2 separate regions of the Homo sapiens genome follow, and region 2 is linked to region 1. The links are chromatin loops, found by intact Hi-C in ENCODE. Cell type or tissue: GM12878. All regions are shown on one strand.

Evidence for each region. A loop is a pair of places that touch in the nucleus more often than their neighbours do. Peaks named below come from ENCODE experiments on the same cell type or tissue, not always from the same donor. Only the 100,000 strongest peaks of a DNase experiment are listed, where the experiment ranks them.
Region 2: it touches region 1 in a loop (6-fold over the local background); 1 of 110 quality-filtered maps calls a loop at or near these places.

What each region holds. Positions count from the first base shown.
Region 1 is chr4:84,255,667-84,263,666 of GRCh38, reverse strand. The region is part of intron 4 of LINC02994 (long intergenic non-protein coding RNA 2994); the gene reads left to right. Among named protein-coding and RNA genes, the nearest start is that of LINC02994, 40 kb to the left of the region's middle. In GM12878, a CTCF peak has its summit at 4,228 (motif pointing right); DNase peaks (open chromatin) are centred at 4,258 and 4,616.
Region 2 is chr4:84,028,512-84,036,511 of GRCh38, reverse strand. All of the region lies in intron 7 of LINC02994 (long intergenic non-protein coding RNA 2994), which reads left to right. Among named protein-coding and RNA genes, the nearest start is that of LINC02994, 270 kb to the left of the region's middle. In GM12878, no CTCF peak of the experiment used is centred here; a DNase peak (open chromatin) is centred at 3,871.

The DNA of each region.
Region 1 (8,000 bases):
TTAGGGCTTTAAGTCATCAGTGAACAGAGCTAATTTTACTTCCTCTTTTCTAATTTGGATGCCTTTTATGTCTTTCTCATGCATGATTACTCTGGCTAGGACTTCTAGTACTATGTTGAATAGGAGTGGTGAGAGTAAAATCCTTATGTTGTTCCAGTTCTTAGAGGGAATGCTTTCAACTCCTTCCTATTCAGTGTAATATTGGCTGTGGGTTTGTCATATATGGCTTTTATTATCTTGAGGTATGTTCTTTCAATATCTAGTTTGTTGAGGGTTTTTATCATGAAGAAAAGTCAGATTTTATCGAGTGTTTTTTCTGTATCTATTGTGATAAGCTTGTGGTTTTTGTTTTTAATTCTGTTAATGTGATTGATATGGTTTGGCTGTGTCCCCACCCAAATCTCATCTTGAATTGTAGTTCTGGCAATCCCCACGTGCCATGGGAGGGATCCAGTAGGAGGTAATTGAATCATGGTGGCAGTTACCACTATGCTGTTCTCATGATAGTGAGTGGGTTCTCATGAGATCTGATGGTTTTATAAAGGGCTTTCCCCCCATTTGCTCTGCACTTGTTTTTTCTGCCGCCATTTGAAGAAAAAAGTGTTTGCTTCCCCTTCCACCATGATTGTAAATTTCCTGTGGCCTCTCCAGCCATGCTGAACTGTGAGTCAATTAAGCCTCTTTGCTTTATATTGCACCCAGTTTCAGATATGTCTGTATTAGCAGCATGATAACTGACTAAAACAGTGATCAATTCCATTTTTTGCAAATGTTGACTTATCCTTGCATTCCTGCAAACCTACTTATCAAGATGGACTGTCTTTTTGATGTGCAATTGGATTAGTTTGCTAGTATTTTGTTCAGGAGTTTCACATCTATATTCATTAGGAATATTGGCCTGCAGTTTTCATTTTTTGTTGTTGTTCTGTCCCTGCCTGATTTTCATATCAGGGTAATACTGGTTTCATACAATGAGTTAGGGAGAAATCCCTCCTCCTCAATCTTTTGTAATAGTTTCATTTAGATTGGTACCAGCTCTTTGTATGTCTGGTAAAATTTGGCTGTGTATTTGTCTAGTCCTGGGTTGAAAGATTTTTTTTAACTGATTCAGTTTTGTTTCTCATTATTGGTCTGTTCAAGATTTCTATTTCTTTCTAGTTCAATCCTGAGAGGTTGTATTAGTCCGTTTTTATGCTGCTGATAAAGGGATACCCAAGACTGGGCAATTTACAAAAGAAAGAGGTTTAATTGGACTTACAGTTCCACGTAGCTGGGGAAGCCTCACAATCATGGTAGAAGGCAAGAAAGACCAAGTCGTGTCTTTCATGGCTAGCAGCAGGCAAAGAGAGAGAGCTTGTGCAGGGGAACTCCTCTTTTTAAAACCATCAGATCTCATGAGACTTATTCACTTTCAAGAGAACAGCATGGGAAAGACTTGCCCCCATGATTCAATGACCTCCCATCAAATCCCTCCCAAGATGAGATTTGGGTGGGGGGGGACACAGCCAAACCATATCAGAGGTTGTATGTTTCAGGAATTTATCCATTTCTTCTAGGTTTTCTAGTTTGTACATATAGAGATGTTCATAGTAATCTCTGATTATCTTTTGAATTTCTATGGTATCAGTAATAAAGTCACCTTTATTATTTCTAATTGTGTTTATTTGAATCTCTTTTTTTTATTAAATTAGCTAGAAGTTATTAAATTTTGTTTACTCTTTCAAAGAGCCAACTTTTCTTTTAATTGATCTTTTGTATCTTTTTTGTTTTGTTTTGATTTATTTTGGTCTCAGTCTCATTTAGTTCTGCTCTGATCTTTTTCTTTTCTTCTGCTAGACTTGAGTTTGGTTTTATTATTGTTTTCTATTTCCTTGAGGTGTGATGTGAAGTTATAATATGAGATCTTTCCATCTTTTTTGATATAGGCATTTTATGCTATAAACTTTCAGCACTGTGTTTACGGTATCCCAGAGATTTTGATATGTTGTTTCTCTATTTACACTCACTTCAAAACATTTCTTAAATTTTTGTCTTATTTCATTGTTTACCCAAATGTGATTCAGAAGCAGGTTATCAGTTTCCATGTAATTACTTACTTTTCAGAGTTCCTCTTGGTATTGATTTCTAATTTTATTCCACTGTGATCTGAGAAGATACTTGATATCATTTTAATTTTTTAAATGTATTGAGACTTGCTTTAGAGCCAAATATTGGTGGATTTTGGAGAATATTTTATATGCAAATGAGAAAAATGTATACTCTGCAATTATTAGGTAGAATGTCCTGTAAATATCTATTAAGTTCATTCGGTCTAGAGTCCAGTTTACATCCAGTTTTCCTTGTTGACTTTCTACCTTGATGATCTGTCTAGTGTTATCAGTGGGGTGTCCCCCACTATTATCGTATTGATATCAGTCTCTTTTCTTTGGTCTAACAGTATTTTTTTTATGGATCTGGGTGCTCTGGTGTTGGGTGCATATATATTTAGGCTAGTGAAATCTTCTTGTTATATTAAACCCTTTGCCAATATATAATGCCCTTTAATGCCATTTTTAAAAAACTATTATTGCTTTAAAGTCTGTTTTATATAAGAATGGCTACTTCTGCTTACTTTGGTTTTCCATTTGTGTGATATATCTTTTTTTTATTTATTTACTTTGAGTCTGAGTCAGCTTTAGCCATTAGGTGGTTCTTTTGTAGGCAACAGATGATTGAGCTTTGTTTTTTAAAGTCTAGTCTATATCTTTTAAGTGGAGCATTTAGGTGATTTATGTTCAAGGTTAACATTGATATATGAGGTTTTGTTTCTGTATAATATTGTTAGCTATTTGCCTTGGAGTCTCAATTGTGTAATTGCTTCACAGGATGGTGAAGCACTTTCTTGATGGTGATTATTGTCCTTTGGTTTCTGTGTTTAGAACTCCTTTGAGCATTTCTTATAGGGTTGGTTTAGTTGTGACAAATTCCCTTAGTGTTTGCTTGTCTGGGAAAGATTTTATTTCTTCATTTATGAAGCTTAGTTTGGCAGGATATAAAATTCTGGACTAGTACTTTTGTTTTTCTTTAAGGAGGCTAAAAACAGGCCCTTGGTCTCTGTTGGCTTGTATGGTTTCTGCTGAGAAGTCTGCTGTTTGTCTGATGGGGTTTCCTATATAAGTAATTTGATGCTTCTCTCTAGCTGCTTTTAAGATCTGTTCTTTCATGTTGACCTTGGATAGTCTGATGACTATATGCCTTGATGATGTTCATCTTGTATAATATCTTCCAAGTGTTCTCTGAATTTTATGTATCTGGATGCCTATTTCTCTAGCAAGACTGAGGAAATTTTCCTGATTTCCTCATATATGTTTCCCAAACTTCTTATTTTTTCTTCTTCCTCTTAAGAATGTCAATAAGTTATAGGTTTTGTTACTTTACATAATCCTATATTTCTTGAAGGTTTTGTTGATCAAAAAAAATTATTTTCTTCTTTGTTTTTGTCTGACTGGATTAATTTGAAAGACCTGTCTTCAAGATCTGAAATCCTTTCTTCTGCTTAGGTCTAGTCTCTTATTAAAGCTTTTAACTGTGTTTTAAAATTCCCTTAGTGAATTTTTCATTTCCAGAAGTTCTGTTTGGTTTTTAAAATATATATCTTTCCTCTCTGTCGTCTCCTGAGTTTTTTTTCTGGTTTCTTTGTTTGGTTTTCCACTTTCTTTTGGATCTCACTGAACTTCCTTAAAATTCATAACTTTAATTCTTTATCTCTCACCTCAAAGTTTTCATTTTGGTTGGCAGCTATTGCTAGAGAGCTCATGTGGTCTTTTAGGAGTGTCTCAACCATCTGTTTCATCATGGTGCTGAAATTCTTGTGCTGGTTTCTTCTTAAATTTAAATTTAAATTCTTAAATTTAAAAATAAATTTAATATTTTAAAATTTATTTTAATTCGGTGGGTTTCTTCTTTCCTCCTTGAGAGTGTGACTATTGCTCATGTTGGGTAGGTTCATTTGGCTTTGCTTCTGTGTGATTTCAAGGGGCCAAGTCTCTGTGTAAATGTCTTAGTTATAGATAGCCTTAGCATAGTGGTTTTCCCAAATGTTAGTTGTTTGTAGGTTGTGGTAGCCTTGTGTGTGTGGTGAGGCTCACTGTCTCCTACAAAGATGAGGAGGTGGAGGTCTTGGGAAATTATCTCATTTCCTTACTTTTGTCAGCAGGAATTATATTGGATTGTGTAGTTCATCCTACAGGCCAGTAGGTGGTGCTTGCAGGCAAGAGACACCTGTGATAATGGCAGTGGAATTTTTACTTGGTCTTTGTTGATGGAGGAAGTACGAGGTGTCCCTGGTGATAGTCAGGGCATGGAGTTCCCAAGGGCCCCATCCTGCACTGTGCTGCCAAGGCACTGGAGGGGGCAAAGCTGGGTGGGGCTGGTTGGACAAGTCTGTGACTAGGTTCTTTGAGGTCAATGCTGACCTTGGTAGGGGTCTAGGAGCAGCTCTCAGGCCACTGGGACAGCCCTCCAGGGATGGCTGGAGCTGCCTCTTCTGTGGCACAGAGCCCACTTAGGGGAAGGCCTGAGGTGACAGATAGAGTTTCAATATGTATTCTGAGGTGGCTCAAATGGTGTGGCATGGATTTGACTCAATCAGCACAGGAAATAAGGTTATCAGTCATGTAGAGTATTTGGAGCATAAAACCACTGGGGTAATTTCTTAGCAACTAAAGAAAGAAAGCCATTGTCAGCATTATACAGTCAAAGTTCTTGACTACCATGTATAGCAGAAGCTCAATGTTTACTGTGAACTGTTAAGTTTTCAATTTTGTCTGTCCATGCCTTCTTACTGTCTACTGAGTTAGATTTAAATCTCAAAACCTGAACTGAGACTCATTAATTAATTTTTCATCATTCCTACTGAAAGTCTCATGAGTGCTCCAGGCATCATTCCAGGTACTGGGTCACTGAGGCAGACAAGTGAAGAACAGACTAGTTAGGGAAATAGACACCAAGCAAATAAAGAGTTAAGGCTCACATTCATCAAGTGCTTACTCTGTGCCTGTCCAGGATCTAGTACTTTTATTAACAAGCACAATCCTCCCCAAAACCCAGGGATGTAGAAAAAACTACTATTCAAATGTTAGAGGGGGAAACTAAGGCATAGAGCCTTGCTCCCAGTGATTATGTTGGAGAGCCAGAATTCCAATTGAAGCAACCTGATCTCAGGATCTGTATTTATAACACCTATACTATTCTTATTCTCTAATAAATAAACAAGAAGAATATCAAATGCCCATACCTTCTCTATTAAAAATAAGATGATGCGATAGAGAGTAGAGTGGGTGGTCAAGGAAAACCCCTGAAGGGTGACATTGAAGTTGATCTCTGAATAACAAGGTACTACATAAAACATTCCAGGTTCTTTATGATTTCTTCCGTGATGGCAGTATATTCTCCAGATTATTTTAAGATACAAATTAGAATAACGGCAATGACATTCTTAAACGATTATTCAACTGTCTTCTACCTCTATTTACTCAGAGAACAAAAAAGGAGATGAGAGGGGAGGGGGAAGCTGTACAGCCTGTATTCTAGCTCTTGGCTTACTCAGCCTTGTTGCAATATGGCCAGAGCCATAGATGACAGTTTAAACAGCTTTTCTAGGCTTGTAGGCAGACTTGCCAATAGTTGATTGTCTTCATAGAATCCCATGGGATGTGAGCTGTGAAGCTCTGGCTGTGAAACTATGGCTTCTCAAATGTTTTTATTCCCTCAGTTGTGTGTATGATTTATGAGGTCATAGCCTCAAGCCTGAACTATCAGCTCCAGTTGTTGGGTTTACCTTGCAGAAAGTAGATGATATGTGTCACTTTTTCATTTATGTGTGCAGAGACTCTTTCATCTGTCTACATTGCACTCTGGGGCTTCTTTCTAGACAGTTGGTTTTTCAAGTGTCAGATAACTTATCTCTGGGCACAGCCTCAAACCCCAGCTTATGATGAACATTTCTAGCTAAGACATCTCTGCCACCACTTTAGGCAGTTTATTGGGGTGGATCGATCGATCGATTGATTGATCAAGCTATCTGTCTATATACCTTCTTTCACTACTACAAATATATTAATGGTTATAATTTTCATATAGGATTATGTGTACTTAAAATATTTTCATGTCATTTAGAAGCCTGAAGTGGAGTCAGAAATAGGAAAACTACGGGTAGGAGTTCTGATGAGTTGAAGACTGTCTACTTAACCCTTTTCTATCTCTGTCTAAAGGTTAGTTCAACGAATGCAGAGTCCAGTGACTATTACTCTCTAAAGAAAACTCCTTAAAATGAGAAATGTTCATACTTCCTGTGGATTCAGTTGCTATTTTTAAAAACAGGCTTTAATTATAAGTACCACATTAAATCAGTCTTATAATGAGTGAGAACTGGTGTTGAAAATGAATTACTCTGAATGATATCAGTCAAGAAAAATCACATTAACATTTCATTATGCGTGAGACATGATAAAATTCTCTATGACTTCAGGAGATATGATTGAAAGGCCATTTCTTCCATAAGGTCTTCATACGATGCCCGGAGGAGAGGTTTCCAAAAAGTTCCCTGCTGGGATCAAAATCTTATTTTATTCCATTTTGTCCCAAGGGCTTTCATTCCTTTTAACCCATAAATTTAAAATTAAAAATTGTATGATTCAGCTTATTATAATGTCTTGCTCTGGGAGAATTAATATAATTTCTCTCTACCTCCTTCTTGCATTATGTTTTAATGTTAAGAAATCTTAAATCATTTCCTATTGTATATACATAAAAACTCTTTAATATACTGAATTACACACTCATTTTAAATATCAAACAGTTGTAGAATTAATCCCAAACCTATTTTACATGGTAATAGGCCACATGTTTTAAATCATTGCACCTCTTTTAATCAGTGCATAGGCTCCCTGAATAATTATATATTGTAATGACACAGGAGGAATATATAGTATTTTCAATGTATTGGTTGTCTAGGATGCCTGTGTGACTTAATTATTAATAAAATATTGTAATAAAATTTAATGTCTCTGGCTATATTTAACCTGTATATTTATTCGAGAAAAATGTTATCCTAGTTGAGTTTTCCTTTAATTTAATAATAAAATAGAAGGCATTTAGTGAGACCAAATTGTTTCAAAGCTTCTTAAATAGTATCCAGAATTTGCCTAAACAATTTCTATGTAATAGCTAATTAGTTCATGTTAAGGAAGCACTATGATAATTCAATTAAGCTACCATCTCTCAACTTGAATACATAGACCTGTAATTCAAGATTGGATGGGGGAGCAATGTGATGTTATCTAGTCATGTTAAAGATATGTGTAGCCTATACCTTCCCAAATTTATTTTCGTATTTATAGCCTAGAGCAGTAATCTACAAACATTTGTCTTCAGTATCTCTTTATACTCTTAAAAATTATTGAGAACCCCAAACAGATCTTGTTTCATGAGTTATAGTTATCATATTAGAATTTAAAGTTGGAAAATTAAAAAGACAGATTTATTTGTTAATTCATTTAGGAATAAGAATGACACATTTGTTACATGTTAACATGATATTTAAAAACAAATATATTTTCCCTAGAAGACAGAAAAGGATGAGTGGCATTGTTTTACCATTTTACAAATCTCTCTGAGGCATGGCTTAACAGCTGGATTCTGATGTCTGCTTCTGCATGCAGTCTGCTGCAATGTGCTTCCTGTAAAGCACATAAAGGAAAGTTAGCTTCACACAGATGTACAGTTGGAAAAGAAAGTATTATTTAATAGCTGTTTCAGATAACTGTGGATATTCTATTTGATACTACATCAAAACTCAACATGTTTTAATTTTTTGAGGCTTAGTTGCAATGTAGAATATGAAACCATATCAGTAAACATTTTAATACTCTGCTGCATTAAAATAAATTGGCCTATCTTGTATTTTGAGGGGTTCTTTAACCCATGCATAATTTTGTAACATCAATAATTAGTCATTTGAA
Region 2 (8,000 bases), 230 kb after region 1:
CTAATGGGCTATGCCCCTAAAAATAATAAAGAGGTTAATCGTGGACACCTTGATGTGATGTAGGGAGGCCTTCATCACACCAGACTGAAAAAGGTCTCTCTTCACTGTGAATGACAAATCATTTGTTCTGAGAAAAACCATATATAAAGAGTGACAGCAGAAAAAATGGGAATGATTCCCTACTGCACCACCAGGCTGGGATACAGCCTTAAAAATGATCTCTTAAATCTAAAATGGCTAAGTAGGAATCTCAATCTAGAAGTAGGAGAGACCAAAAAGAACACTTACCTAATGCAGCCCTAAGTGCTGCCATTTCTCAGAGGCCAGCTCTCACCATGGTTAAATATGTTCGGAAGAGAGTTATTTATTAAAATGTTGGATTTGAAGGCCTATTGTGACTTTTTCTGACATCGAGATTTTAGGGTTCTTGACTGCAGACAGACACAAGGTGTTGTTCTTCATCTACCATTTGGATGCATGCAAACAGCTAAATTCATGTTTAAATAATCATGGATTAGTCAAATATATTTCTTTTACTTGACTGTTTTTTCCCCAAAATTATTTTGGCACATACGTCCCTCTTGAACATCCAATCTTTTTACTCTTGGAAAACCAGAACCGGGTCACTTTGCATTAATCCTCAACATTGTATTAAGAAGAGCCTTTCTAGGAAGACAGACGGGAGGAGTGTATTCTCAGCTGACTTAGAAACTAATTATAGAAAAATGCAGAGACAGAGTTCTTAGGGACTCAGCGAGAACAAAGCTGAGTTCAGACATGTTTCTGAAAAAGCATATGCATAAATTCCATTTTGTCATAAAGAAAATTCATTCTCCTTTTCACTCAGTGTCTGTAACTCAGATTTAAAATTCATCTTCTTTCAGTAGAGCATTGTTTCAATAAATCCTTTTTTGGTAATAACTCAAGCAAGCAAAAAAGTTTCATTACTCAATAAAAGAGACAAAATGGTGGTGGTGTTTTTGCTGTGACTTTTAAAAAATATGTAGTTTAGAAAATCACTCCAAACTATGCCAATTTGAAGGTTCAGCATTTATTAAGCTTCAAATACATGTAAGTGTTATGCTGAGCAAAGTAATTACAAAGATATATAATACATGTTTTTGGATAAATCTAAAGACTAATAATCAAATGAAAGGCAGGGGCACATTAACAAATAACTATGATTCAAAGCAACTATAACCAGAAATTACTGTGAATTCGATATAAGTCAATAGATAAGGATCATGAGAATATCTATAAAATCTTAGGTTATATCAAAAGTACTGAAAATTTTTAGTATAATTGAAGGGCATGGTTTTGCTCTACTTGGTGGTGGTTAAATCATACCTGTATTATTGGGGTGAGCTCTGATATCACATATTAAGAGGGCTGTAGACAAGCTGGAATACCTTGAAATAAAAATAAAAGGAGGAAACTAACTAAACATGTCCTGAAAAGTAGCTTCAAGAACTGAGGATGGTTAGCCCTGGGAAGTGGGGATAAAGTGGCACAAGCCAGTTATCTCTAAAGAGCTAAAGAGCTATTATGTAAAGAGGGACTAGATTCCACCAAGCAAATCCAGTATCTGTAAATGGAAGGTATATCGGAGAGCTCTGGAGAATATAAGAATTTTCCAGCAATTGAGGCTGTCTTTAATTGGAATGTGCTGCCTCTGGAAAGTGTGAACTGCTTGCTTGGAGAATTGCTAAAGGAAAGGCTGCAAGATTACTCATGGAGGTTGTTGAAAAAGTGGTTCATACAACAGTGAGGCTTCGGCTAAATGGCTCCTTTGAGGTCTCTGAGATTCTAAGTGTTATATTAGAGGAGTAAAAACAGGCAGTGGAAGAAATGAGCATGAAAATGAATGCTGACTGTAATGGTCTGAGAGGCCCTGTACAAGATGTAAGACTTGAACCGAGATTTGAACAGCAGCAAGGATCTCAGGACACAGTATCGAAGAGAGAATGCATTGCAAACACAATTATAAGTAGATGTTATCCTTGGAAAGTGACAATATGGGCCATAGAAACAGTATAGGCTCTGGAGTTCGATCAACCTGCATTTAAGTCCTGGCTAACTTTATTTCTGTAACTGCGTCTTCACCTGTGATTTCAGCTAAGAAATCATACTTTTCCCAGTACCCTATCCTCTTCCTAACTCCAAACCAGTTCAAGGGACATACCCACAGGTCTCATAAATTTCTTAAACTCAAGGTGTCTCCAACCGAAGTGTCTCTTTTTCATTTAAAATCTGCTCCTCTTTTTATATTATCTATCTTAGCAAAATCATTACTGACTACCCAGTTGTCTGGCCAAAATGTGGGAGTCAGCTTAGATTCATTCTTTTCCACTGCTGACCATACCCACTGCCAATTCCTACATCCTGGCCACTCTACTCCTTAATAGATTTAGGTTTTTCCTCCTCCAGGGCCACTACCAGTGCTTTGGTCTTTTATTTACCTACACTCCTAAGTGATCTGTCATACTCATCGCCAATCTTACCTCATACATTTGCTGCTTAATGTGTTCAACAAATTCTTACCATCTCTATCACAAAGTTCAAGTTACTTAGTGTGGCATACAAGGCCCTTCATAGTCAAAGCCCTGTCATTATTCAACACTATTCTACTCTCAACTCCAGCCCTAGTGAACTTATTCCAGCTACCCCATTTCTTCAGGTGTCCAGTCTTTTCGTTATGGACATTCCTGGGCTTTGAAGACTTTTTTTCAGTTATCCACTTGGTTTACTCCTTTGTGAAGGTTCAGTTCTGGTATCATTGCCCCAGAAACCTTCCCTGAGCACATTTTTTTCTTCCCGCCACCACTTTGTCACTTTGTTAAATGTGCCCCGTAGCACTCTGTGCACATCTTCATCATAGCATTAACCACACTCTTCTGTGATTGCTTCCTCTTTCATCTTACACTGGTTGGTGAGCTCCTTGAGGGCAAGAATTGAATATTTTACCACTGTAACCCTGGCACCTGGTAGATACAAAGTAGGTACTTGTGGAATAAGTACCTACTTTTTGTTTTGTTACTATGTATACAATCTTGAACTTAAGTTCTAGGAACTTCACTTTAATAATTTATGAAGCAGAAATTATATTGTTTATTTTATTCTTTTTGTGGGAATAAATGAGAAAATAAATAATAATAATTAGGACTATTTTGTGGCTTGGGGCACAAAGTGCTTGGAAAGTTGTAGCATGTAATAAAGTTGAAGCTAGGGAAGGAAGGATGTCAGACTGAAGATGCTTGGTTGAAATGTGGAGATATGGAAATAGTCCTCCTCGTTATTATTCTTGAAGTTCAATACCCACTCTAGGAGCACAACAGTTCCCAAGAGAATTGGAGATGTCGTCTGTTGACAGCACGTCATGGAGGTTAAGTGTTAGAAAAACCTAGCTTCAAATCCCAGATCTGCATCTTACTAGCTGTGAAATCTTAGGCCAATTATTTAATCTCTCTGAGCCTCAGATTCCTTATCTGTAAAAATGCAGAAATGTACTTACAAGAAGGTTATTAAGATGATAAAGTTAAATTAGATAGCATAAGTAAATTACAGAAGCTATTTGTTGGCACTCAGTAATAACTATAGTAGACACTTAAATGTTATTTACTACATCCCAGGCACTAAATTGTTTACATATATTAACCCATTTCATTGTCACAGCAATCCTATGAAGTAGTTTCGGTCATTAGTTACAATTTACATGTGAGGAAACTGAGGAACAGAGAGGTTAAGGCTCTTGGCCAAGGTGATAGAGCTAGTAAGTGCACCCTAGAAAATGCTGAACAGATGGTGTCTCTAGATATTATTAGTTTTCTCTCATTACTGGTTTCAGGCTGTTGTCAGTGCTGTTGGTAAGTGAATATCGTGACAGATGCTAGACTTCTTGGTTGAAGGGATACGTGTCTCTGGTCAGATGGTCACTGTGGGCAGCTTGGCAGATTTCAATAGTGTGGCTCTTTGTTTTATCTCTAGAAAGTAGAACAACTCTATTTTGAGGTTCCATTATAATCAGTACAAGACTGGTTATTATGAATAGTACTGAGTCATATCAGGATTGCAATGTAAAATAACAACTGCTCTCTTCATCTCTTTTCACTTTTTGTTGTTTAATAATTTTTGTGTCATTAGAATAAATTTATGTAAGTGTTCACCTCCAATTCCTTCTGAAACAAAGTGAAGCATTACTTAATTTGAATCTAAGTTATGTTTACAATATTGACATAAAATTTAACTTATGATAACAGCAGATCCAAATATAAACAACTTGTAAAACAAAAAAGGTTGCACTAAGGTCTCTAGATATAATGAATATAAGTTCATTATTTCTATTTCTTATCTGATTATGTTTGTGCTTTTCTTAGTCTAACTTAAAATGTAATAGTGAACCTAGCTCAGAGCAAGCAAATCAAATTGTGACACTTCCTGAAGCCTAGAGCCTGGAGATTTTATACAGTTAGCCAAGCTCAAAGAACACCCAGGGGTAGGATGACTGCCAGTCCAAAGCTTCGGCCACAGCTTCGTTTTCATCATCATGCTCCCCACTAAGTTCCAGCACCCAGTTCAAGTTTCATTAGTGTCACCTCTAAGATTCGGTCCACCTTGATATGCTGAGGGCTACTACTGAGAGAAAGAAAATCTTAGGATTCACTTACTCAATTTCCTAAAATACATTTCATTTTATAAAATGCCTGCCAAAGTCAACTGATGGCAGATTCTAAAGACATCTTTAGTTTACTACCACGTATTGGACACTCACTAAGTGCTGAACACTCTCTCAGGTGTGGGGACACAAGAGAATGAAGCACAGCTCTTGGAAACTGAGAACTCAAAGTTGAGGAGAGGAGCTCTAAGTAACAGAACAACTGCACAGTCATACAAATTGTTTGAAAGTTGTGGCACATACTGCCCGCAAAAGAGGATGTAAAGATTAGGAGGGCATGGGAGGCCTGGGCTTCTTGTGGTGACTGACAAGGACAGGGATAAAGAGCACGGTGAGAAACAAATCTTGAGTACAGTGGGGCTTCAATAAACATTCGTGGAGTGAAGCAGTCAACAGGGATCTTAAAATTCACAAGCCAAGGGCTGTGAATTACAAGTGATATCTATTAATCATTTGAAGGCATCCAAGTACTGTATTTGGCATATTTGGCAAGCTTTGGACATGGAGGAGAAACAGATCATAGGCACTACTCATCCAGGAATGGAGAGTGGGGGGAGTGGGACATGTACCCCATTGCTGTTACACTCCAAGTGTAAGGGCTGGAAACAAAATTTCATTCCCATCCAAATGGGCCCTTTGGGGCCAGTGAAGATACTAACGCAGTCACTATTTTCACACAAGCCAGTTTCTTCCCACTACCTACCTACACAATCCTTACAAGGCCCTCCCCTGCCCTTGTCTCTTTGTTTAGTTTGCTGTTAAACATCAACTGTACTGTTTAGGACCCTATCTCAATTTCATTAGGAGTTTATTAGCTTCACTTCTGAGTCCTCTTGTCTCATAAATAAAAGCTGGGAAGCAGATTGACAGAGGGAAAAGCTGAGGCATAAAGCCAGGAATACCACTCAGTTCCCTTTGGGACGACTTTCCATCCCCATTCATTCACTCATTCTCTCAAAAAATAAAAAGGATTATGCTTCCAGATAACTTGAGAAAATTGCTGGTGGCTGCTAGTGTGGAGACAAGATGAAGACAACTCAAGAACCAGCCAAGGTGCCCAGCCATGTGGAATCCAAGTGGTGCATAAAGTCATTCAACGTGAAAAGTTGGGCAGCAGGGCCTATGTTCATGGAGAGATTTACCCAGGGAGAACAGCCAAAGAGAGGAGAGATGGCTGAGACCCGCCAGGTTAGGTGTCTGACCTTTTTTTAATTATTATTTTTTATTATACTTTAAGTTCTGGGATACATGTGCAGAATGTTCAGGTTTGTTACACAGGTATACATGTGCCATGGTGGTTTGCTGCACCCATCAACCTGTCATCTACATTAGGTATTTCTCCTAATGCTGTCCCTCCCCCCGCCCCCCACCCCCCGACAGGCCCCAGTGTGTGATGTTCCCCTCCCTGTGTCCATGTGTTCTCATTGTTCAACTCCCACTTATGAGTGAGAATATGTGGTGTTTGGTTTTCTGTTCTTGTGTTAGTTTGCTGAGAATGATGGTTTCCAGCTTCATCCATGTCCCTGCAAAGGTAATCCCTCACAGTTTTGGTGAGTGACTTGTTATATTCAAATTACAATATCTTCATTTCAGTCTTTCAGAGGGGAAAGCCACCAATTGAATCAGAGATCAGAGGAATTATTTTTTTAAAATGTTTTTATTCCAATAGCTTTAGGTGTACAAGTGACTCTTGGTTACATGGATAAATTGTACAGTGGAGAAGTCTAGGATTTTAGTGCACCTGTCACCCGAGTAGTGTACATTATACCCAATATGTAGTTTTTTATCCCTCATCTTCCTTCCACAACCCCTGCTTCCGAGTCTCCAATGTCTGTTATACAACTCTATATGCCTTTATGTACCCATAACTTAACTCCCGCTTATAAGTGAGAACATGCAGTATCTAGTTTTGATTCCTGAGTTGCTTCACTTGGAATAATGGCCTTCTGTTCCATCCAAGTTGCTGCAAAAGATGTTATTTTGTTCTTTACATGGCAGTAGTATTCCATGGTGTATATATACCACACTTTCTTTATCCACTCATCTGTTGATAGGCATTTAGGTTGATTTCATATCTTTGCTATTGTGAATGGTGCTACAGTAAACATACACACGCAGGTATCTTTTTGATATAATGACTTCTTTTCTTTTGAGTAGATACCCAGTAGTGGGATTGTTTAATTGAATGGTAGATCCACTTTCAGCTCTTTGAGAAATCCCTATACTGTTTTCCACAGAGGTTATGCTAAATTACATTCCTACCAGTGGCATATACGTGTTCCCTTTTCACTACATCCATGTCAACACAAAGATCAGAGAAATTTTAAGCCACTGTTCAAGTAAGTTTGCCATGCTGGGAAAGGTGGTAGGTTACTCTCTGGTGGCCAAAAAGCTAGAGAGGGTCAACCCCCTGATCAAGGAACATAAATTATTTGTTTGCTGAATTGATAGTATATGTTTACAATGTGATAGGGGGAGGGGAATCATTTCTCCTTAAAGATTGTTCCAATTCTAATAATAATTATTATTATAAACAAAGGCTATCATATAGTGCAGGAAGTCATCTAAGCACTTTCCAGGTATTAACACACTTAGCCCTCACAAATACCTTATGAGATTGGTACTTTTACTGTCCCCATTTTACAGATGAAGGAATTGAGGCACAGAGAGGTTATGCAATTTTGCAAAGACATGCAGCTGGTAAGAACTGAAACTCTCTATACTTACGCAGTCTGGCTCCAGGGTACGGTCTTTTCATTAATATAATAATTTAGTTCAGTAAGTAAGGCATCCAGCTATCTAAAAAGATTCTGTGTTCACATAGACCTATTATTAAGAAAATCTATGTCATGACATTAGCTCAGAAAAGATAATAAAAGGAGATTCATGTGGGGTTTATTTGCACAGTGAAGGGAATATTGGACTATGAATATGTGATATATGAGTAAATTTATACTCATGATTTTTATTCCACCTGACTACTAGCTGTGGATGCCTTGGTTATGTTCATTTCCTCATCTGTAAAATACAGATAATGTACCTGCCTTGTAGGATTATAAAATTAAATAAATTTTTACAGGCAAATATCTAGAGTACAGTAAATGTAAATAAATGCTATCACTAACAAGTTCAGCTCCTGTGCTAGTGATTTACCTGTTGTCTGCCATTCTCTGCTTACTCTTCTGTTTTCTTCCCAGACATGCCAGGCCTGGAGTCTGCAATCCATATTTCCCAGAGCACCTTGCCTTGGATTGCTGTAGTTAGACTACTGGAGGCACTAGAGGGAGTGTGAAAGGCAGAAGGCGGGGAGAAAGGGCTCCTTCTGCTG